Linked DNA regions of Homo sapiens: region 2 is linked to region 1. A link is an interaction called in ENCODE POLR2A ChIA-PET data of the cell type or tissue named here. Cell type or tissue: CD4-positive, alpha-beta T cell. All regions are shown on one strand. Region 1 overlaps LINC02391 (long intergenic non-protein coding RNA 2391). Region 2 overlaps LINC02391 (long intergenic non-protein coding RNA 2391).

Region 1 (4,000 bases):
GGCCCATTGGACTCTTTCTCTTGGAATTTCAAACAGTAAATACTGAGAGGATGAGGCAATAGAGTGGGAGTTAAAGCAGAAGAATGCTGTGAGACAGAATCATGGCCCTGAGGAATGATGGGAAAGTGAAGTTCTAAGGGAGTAAAAATTTTGAGTTGGAAGAAAGTATGAGGGAGATACAGAAGACAGAGGAAGCCAGTGAATGAGGAGAAAGGTGAGAAGCAGGTGCAGAAACAGTGCCGATGAAATGCCAGTGGTGGAACTCCCAAGTGAAGGTGCTGGCAACCTGGCTCCTCTGTGATTCCAGCTCTTCCTGGGGCTGGGTTTCCACACAAATACCCTGTGTGGATGTCTATCATTGTCATGATCACTTTCTAATTATCTATTCACATGTGGTTCTCCCCAGCTGAATACTGAACTCACAGTAGAAGCTCAATACATAGATGTCCCTACAACCAATGAATATTTTGCATATTTATCCTGACAACAAACCTATTATTTTTACAATTAACAACACTAATCGAGAAACTCCTAAATTTTCCCTGCCCCCTATCCTGTTTGTCTCCTACCAAATACCCCATTGCCATCTGAATGATCTACCTAAAATGCAAATTTAATCACCTAACTCCCCTGTACCTCCGCTCTGTACTCACAGGGCACCTAAATAGGTGCATTCTCTCCACCTTGGTGTCTTGTGCCTGCTCTCTTCTCTGCCTGGAATTCTTTCTCTCCCTTGACTGCTTTACCTGTGGTATTGTCTACCTATTAAACTGTATATCATTCTACAAGATCTGATCTAGATCTTCATCTTGGAAGCCTTCTATGGCCTCCCAAGGAGAACTGAGCTCTTCTACCTTTGCGCCTTTACTGTGACAGGGGCTATTTAAGCAACTGTTTGTTTATATTACTTATACTTTTATCAGTATTTCTCAAAATATGATCCAAAGAACAATTACTTCAGAAATACCTGCCTATAAAAATGCAAAGTCTTCATCCTCATTTTATTTTTACTATTTATTTATTTATTTATTTATTTATTTTTGAGACGGAGTTTGGCTGTTGTCATCCAGGCTGGAGTGCAATGGTGCGATCTTGGCTCACTGCAACCTCCGCCTCCCGTGTTCCTTGTCCTCATTTTAAATAGGCATCCCTGGGACCTCTGGGGTTACTAAAGTTTGGAAACCACCCCATTGAACTTTAAACTCCTCAAGGGCAGGCATCATCTATTACTCTTCCTTGTATTACCTCTATCTGGCACGTGGTAGGTAATGAACTGAAAAACAGTTCATTGCTTTTGAGCCACGGGTTAGCCTTCTGTAACTCCTGCTATGTGTAACCTTTTCAAACAAACAAACAAAAAAATTGAGACAGGGTCTCATTCTGTTACCCAGGCTGGAGTGCAGTGGCATAATCACAGCTAAAGTGATCTCCCCACAGCCTCCCGAGTAGCTGGGACTACAGGTACATATCACCATGCCCAGCTAATTTTTGTATTTTTTGTAGAGATAGGGTTTTGCCATGTTGCCCAGGCTGGTCTCGAACTCCTTGGCTCAAGAGATCCACCTGCCTGGGCTGGGATTACAGGCATGAGCCACTGCTTCTGGCCTTAGGTGTAACCTTTTACGAATGCAGGAGCTCAGAATCCAGCCTTTTTCACCACCCTATCTACCCTACCCCAGATCCTAACCCAGGGCCCTGGCACATGATGGACACTTAATAAACACTTTTTCACTGAGAAAAAGATGAAAGAAAAGATGGTCTACAGAAGCTGAGTGCTGTGCAGCAGGGCAGAAATGCAGCCAAAGCATCAATAAGATTAGCACAAGGACTGTTCAGTTACTCAGGAGGAGATGCTAAGTAAGAGCAGGAGCTGGCAATGCTCTGCTGTTCCTTTGTAGAAATCCTTGATGTGGGCTGTGAAATGTCAAATCCAGATTTGATTAAGCGCAACTCCAAATCCCTAAGGCAAGTGTGTATCCACGGTCTTAATGTAATTATTGGAGCCACCTCCGTCTGCTACATACTTTCAAAAGGGCTGAACTAGCACCCCATCCATTGATACCGACTGCTACAAAATGAGGCCTGCAATTAATTCATCACGTCCCAGGCAGATAATGCCTAAGAAGCTTCATCTGGCTCCTTCCTGAAAATTGAAGCATTAAATTGAACAAACAAACAAAAAATCCCTCTCATCTGCTGAAAATTCAGGAGGAAGGGCGGGTCCTAACAGCCACAGTGAAAATCAAAGTTTTGCTTCTTTTGTTGTCTGTTTTGGAACTTTCCACTTCCTCCTTCAAATGATAACCTATCAACTTTCAGTTCAACTATATTTTAAATTTTTTAAGGCAGAAGCCAATAAACAACACGAACTGTTACAAGGGCAACGGACTTCTAGTAGAATGAGTCAGTAGATACAAGTGGGGAACTTGGCTTCCTTTGCTTATACTCACTTGAGGTTTGGGCAAAAACATCAGGCCAAAACCTCGTCTGGATTCAGAGTAGGCACATTCAGGTCTATCAGATTAAACCCAAATGCCACAGCTTCACTGGAGCAGCCCAGATATTTCCCCACTGCATTCTCAGAGGGAAGAGGGATGAGGGCATCTGCTCCCAAGCTCAACCACAACCCAGAGCTCCACTTTGTTATGTGAAATTCAGAACACATTTGTTCCCGCTCTCTTTCTTTTTCTTTCAAAATTTTCTCCTGCCCTTTACTTAGGGTCTGGACGGAATCAAAATCCTGAGAGCCAAAGACACCAGGGGAAAGGCTGCTTTATTGTGAAATCCAATCTCAGTGAAAGCAAGATGGATCAGCAATCTTTTGACCTCACCCAGTGGCAAAGTCTAAACTGATCCACATGGTTTAGAGAACTCGGAAAAGATCTGATGAGTTGTCACACCGCTAACACTTGAGTTTTGTTTGTCATCCTATATAGAAATGATTCCAGAGTTTTTTCAAATTTCTGGAGCTTCTTAAAGCAAGACCAACAAGTGTCTGGGTGACCTTAGAACCAATCTATGTTTCTGGGACTCTTGAGATCAGCCCGGGCCAGATATTTAGAGGCTATAATGTCATACCACTAACACTTGAGTTTTGTTTGTCATCCTATATAGAAATGATTCCAGAGTTTTTTCAAATTTCTGTAGTTTCTTAAAGCAAGACCAACGAGTTTCTGGGTGACCTTGGAACCAATCCATGTTTCTGGGATTCTTGAGGTCAGCCCAGGCCAGATATTTAGAGGCTATAATGGACACTATTGGATCAATCTGCACTAGACTCACCACAGGAGATAGATCATTTCCAAACCAACGTCTAGCTTGGGGGAGGCGGGAAGTAAGTGGATTTTCACTATCTTTTGGTTCCCATTTCAAGAGCTAATCCCAGACATGGCAGTGACATTAAGGCTTGAATTCTTGCAAAAGCTGCCACTAGAAGGACTGGCTTAAATATCATAGCAGTTTTTATGCACAAATTATATTAGACGTAGATCGTACCTTTCAGGAACTTCCTTGCCTAAAAGCACCCATTGCCTCATTCTCTCTAGACCTACATATGAAATCTAAACTCACATAAATCCCTTCCAGCTTGCCCTCATCTCCCCTTTAATCTTCTCCCTATCCTTGCCATGCATTCTACCCTCTGGCCCGAGGACTGACAATTTTTTTTCTGCAAAGAGAGAGCCAAATAGTAAATATTTTGGGCCTCTAGCTCATGTAGTCTCTGTCATACCTACTCAACTCTGCTGTTGTAGACAAAAGCAGTCATAGACAATATATGCACAAATGAGCATGGCTATGTTTCAATAAAACTTTATTTACAAAAACAGTGGCTGGGCATAGTGGCTCATGCCTGTAATCTTAGCACTTTGGGAGGCCATAGTGGGTAGATCACTTGAGCCCAGGAGTTGGTGACTAACCTGGGCAACATGCAGAAACTCTGTCTCTACTAAAAATATTAAAGGTAGTGGCAAAAACCGCAACTGCTTTTGCACCAACCTAA
Region 2 (4,000 bases), 63 kb after region 1:
TATGCGCCACCACACCTGGCTCATTTTTGTGTTTTTGGTAGAGACAGGGTTTTGCCATGTTTCCCAGGCTGGTCGTGATTTCTGGACCTCAAGAGATCTGCCCACCTCAGTCTCTCAAAGTGCTGGGATTACAGATGTGAGTCACTGCGCCTAGCCTGCTTTATGTCATTTTAAAATATAACACTTGGAAATGCCTGCCCTATTTTATATGTATAGGCATGCTTTTCTTATATCCCTCTTCTACTGGACCCCATCACATTATAATACAATCTCCTTGAGACTTGACAGAGTCTTTCTAGGCTGACCATGTAATTTTTGAGAATGAAGAGGTCAGTGGCTCTAAGCAGACAGGGCACTAGGGCAACTGGCATAAATCAGGATTGTTCTGGGCAAAAGAAGATGTATGTCCCTCCCCACTTCCATTTAACATCTCCACAGTGTCCTGCACACTTTAGACACCATTTGAATATTGGCTTATGTGAACTTAAGTCACTTCCTATTGAAAAAGTATTTCAAGCTTCACTAAAGTCGCAATTCCATTGCTTTGTCCACAACAACTGGTTGTCCCTGTTGACCCATTGCAAGAAAAATTGCAGATCAAGTCCAGAACTAAAGATACTTCTTACTTCTAGCCTTAGAAAGAAGACTCTGAGGCTACTAATAAATGCCATACTGTTTCCCTGATTCCTTAGATTCGAATAGTTCCTATTGACATCTGAAACATGAGAAGATCCTTTAGAGAACCTCAGACTTAGAATTCTGGTTTATACACATGACACATTAAGAGAAAACTAACCTACAGTGGCATTATGGCATCAACAATCAGATAGCAAATGTAGTCTGACAAAGATTTATCCCGGCACGTACTGAATTTTAGAAATACGTTCCTTTTTTCAGGATTTTGGAAATCCTAGAAAAGACCAGGATTTGGAGTCAGAACACCTATGTTTGAATCCTAACCTCCATTACTCCTTCTCTTCAAATAAAATCTCATCTGAAAATCAGGGATAATCATAGTACCTCTATCTGTAGAGCCTTTGGGAGAATTAAATGAGATAATGTATGTGAAAGTGTTCCAAACACCAAAGCTCTGTATGAATGCATATTCTCCTTTTCATTCACTATTTAAATCAACTCTTAATTCTATCTCTCTCAAGCAGCCTGAGGCTGGGTCACCAGAACACAAATGTACAGTTACAAGGCTAAAAAAAAAACCAAAAAGCAAAACAACTCATTGTTACATGATCCTTGACAACAGTTGGACAGACTTTTTCTTAAATCAAATGAAGTGTTTTGGCAGCCTGTAAGTGTAGCCTAAAGTATAGCAAGAAAAGAGAATTATTTTCCTTAGGGAGAGTAATTTTAACAGAAGTTCAACTTACACATTTTTAATATCTGTACTTCGAATGTACTGCTAAATGCAAAATGAATATAATTAGTTATGAGATATCTTGCCCTCGGCTACAGTACCCATTAAGCTTCAGCATAATATATAATTCACAACCTATTCATACTCTGTGGTACATTTCAGGACTTCCTATACTGTAGTCTCTTAAAGCAAATAGTGTATATAGTTTCAGAACCTAACAGTTGTTCCTTCATAAGGGTTAGGAGTGGATGCAGCATATCTGTGGTCTTCAAATAATTTAGCCAGTCATAAAAATTTATTATGTACAGGCACTATACCTTTTCATGTATAGGTCACTAGCATGTAAATGAAACTGGCACAACAAGGTAAATGTGTATAAAATACATCACAGAAGAGATAGATTTCTCTGATGAGCTATTTCAGTGATGCAGTAGATAGCAAATGATGATTTTGGAGTATTTTAGAGCCCCAATGTAGAATTTTCAATTTCCCCAGTTTATCCTCCAGAAATTATCACTGTGATATACCTGTGATTGCTGAAAGGCTATCGTACATCTGTAAATGGGCATGCCATTCCTGGTACCTTCTAACTTTGTGATCACTGTCCCCATGCATAAAATATGGAGTCCTGCAGAGCAGCTAGAGAAAGGGTAAGTAGCTCAGAGTCTGTATCAATGGGGAGCTGTTTAAAAATTGATGTTATCAAGTAGGTTCACACATTAAACACCCAGAAAATGTTGGGCCTCCTCCTATGTGGTTTTCCTGAATTCTTGATGCAACCTAGAAGAACTAACGTTAAAAAGTAAAGAGCACAGTACAGACAGTAAGAGTTCTGTTTGTGAAGACTAATACAGGAAGTGATGCTATGTCTGATTCTAGAATATGGTTAGAGTTTCACAGACAAGAAACAAGATCTGTAACTTGATAATTATGTAAATACAGACCTATGTGCAATCAGTCTAGAAGCTCCCTGAAGGCAGGGATGGGTTACCCATATTTTGTCTAACACTTCTTTACATTCTTCTAAGGTGCGTCTTGGACACAATAATCATTGTGAACATACTTGATAACATCAAGTATTAAATTGGGGAAATCAAAAAATACTCCAAAATCATCATTTGCTATCTACTGCATTACTGAAATATCTCATCAGAACTCTCTTTTCTGTGATTTATTTTATACACATTTACCTTGTTGTGCCAGTTTCATTTACATGCTAGTGGCCTATACATAAAAAGGTGTAGTAAGTGTTTTTTATCTAGTTGAAAAGGCTTTAAAAAAGACTTTTGTAACTTGTAACTTTTTCACTGGTTAAGTAGCATCTTAGGAAACAGGGAGAAAGCATTTCAGTTCATTATTCTTCTTCATTTACTGAGTAAAAACCATATGCCAAGTACCATACCCCTGGAGAGGGTATAAGGAGTCTGAGTGTATTACAGCTCTTACCCCCAAGAAACCACAGCAGTGTGGCTAAGTGGAAACTCAAACAAAACAGCATATCAGTTGACAAAAATTTACACATATACATTAGATTCATCGTTGCTGGATATTATAAACCATTCCTGCCATAGTTGTGAAGGACCTATTTGATCTATAGGTCTAAAATGAACCTGTTTGATATCAGAAGCATATGGCAGTAATTGACTTTCAACAATTGACTTTCCAAATTATCTATACCTAAATAATCCCAGAAAAATTATTCAATTTCAGTTATTTCAATTCAGTAGTTTGTTAGGTAGCTGAATTCTTTTTCAGTTTATGGTTGTGGTTTGTGGGTCCAGCCTACAAGAGCTTAACTAAATCTCTAAAACTCCAACATGATTATATGAGTGTATATATACACACATAAATATATGAATATATGTAATTTATATGCATATGCACACACATATATCTGAAACTTGAAATATACCATTTTTGTTCTCTCACTGTCGAATTATGAAGCACAGATCTAATGGTCAGGCTTTTCACCCAGACTACTATAGCCAGCTGTCTTTAGGAGAGTGTGGCTGAGTCCTTGTTATGCAGACAAGAAAAGGAATATTTGAAAGTGCAATGGCCCTGCAAGTGCTCAGATATTCATTGCACACCATGATGATTACATCTGAGAATCTGTTCCTCCTTTATTCTATTTTTTCTTAAGAAATGGTCTTCTCTTTAGGAATGAATATGTGGAAGCAAAATGACTAGTTTATAACAGGCAGTACTCAAAAATGTTGTGAGTACAATGCAGAAACCTAACAGTGAAATTGCAAACTGAGAAAAGGAATCAAACAAGGGCAGAAAACAAGCGTTAAGGCTCGAGAATAAATTACGCATAGGACAAATTGGTACTCATTTTGAGAAGGAGAGGAGAGGTGAATTTAAACAGTCAAGTAATAAAAAGTCATTGTTCGGTAGAGGCTGTCTAGTGTAATGTTTAACAGCATGGACTGTATCCCAAGAATTGAGTCTGAAACCTGAATCTCCCACATACGAGTTCTGTGACATTGAGCCAGATCTTAAAGTCTCTAAATTTCTCTTTTGTTTTGTTTTGTTTTGCATGTAGGGAGAGGAGTATATACTTCCTAAGGTTGTGAAAAGGATGGTTCATAATAAAAGTATGTAGCGTTATTGAGTACATACTATGTG

The links. ChIA-PET counts read pairs that join two places held together with the same protein. Peaks named below come from ENCODE experiments on the same cell type or tissue, not always from the same donor. Only the 100,000 strongest peaks of a DNase experiment are listed, where the experiment ranks them.
Region 2: POLR2A ChIA-PET joins it to region 1 with 5 read pairs; 4 of 35 experiments call an interaction of 5 or more read pairs at or near these places.

What each region holds. Positions count from the first base shown.
Region 1 is chr12:92,295,722-92,299,721 of GRCh38, forward strand. All of the region lies in intron 2 of LINC02391 (long intergenic non-protein coding RNA 2391), which reads right to left. Among named protein-coding and RNA genes, the nearest start is that of LINC02391, 66 kb to the right of the region's middle. RefSeq lists enhancers at 2,261-2,350, 2,381-2,430. In CD4-positive, alpha-beta T cell, no CTCF peak of the experiment used is centred here; a DNase peak (open chromatin) is centred at 2,400; H3K27ac peaks cover 1,573 bases.
Region 2 is chr12:92,358,527-92,362,526 of GRCh38, forward strand. The region is part of intron 1 of LINC02391 (long intergenic non-protein coding RNA 2391); the gene reads right to left. All of the region lies in intron 1 of LOC105369902 (a long non-coding RNA gene), which reads left to right. Among named protein-coding and RNA genes, the nearest start is that of LINC02391, 3.3 kb to the right of the region's middle. In CD4-positive, alpha-beta T cell, no CTCF peak of the experiment used is centred here; a DNase peak (open chromatin) is centred at 2,175; H3K27ac peaks cover 1,826 bases.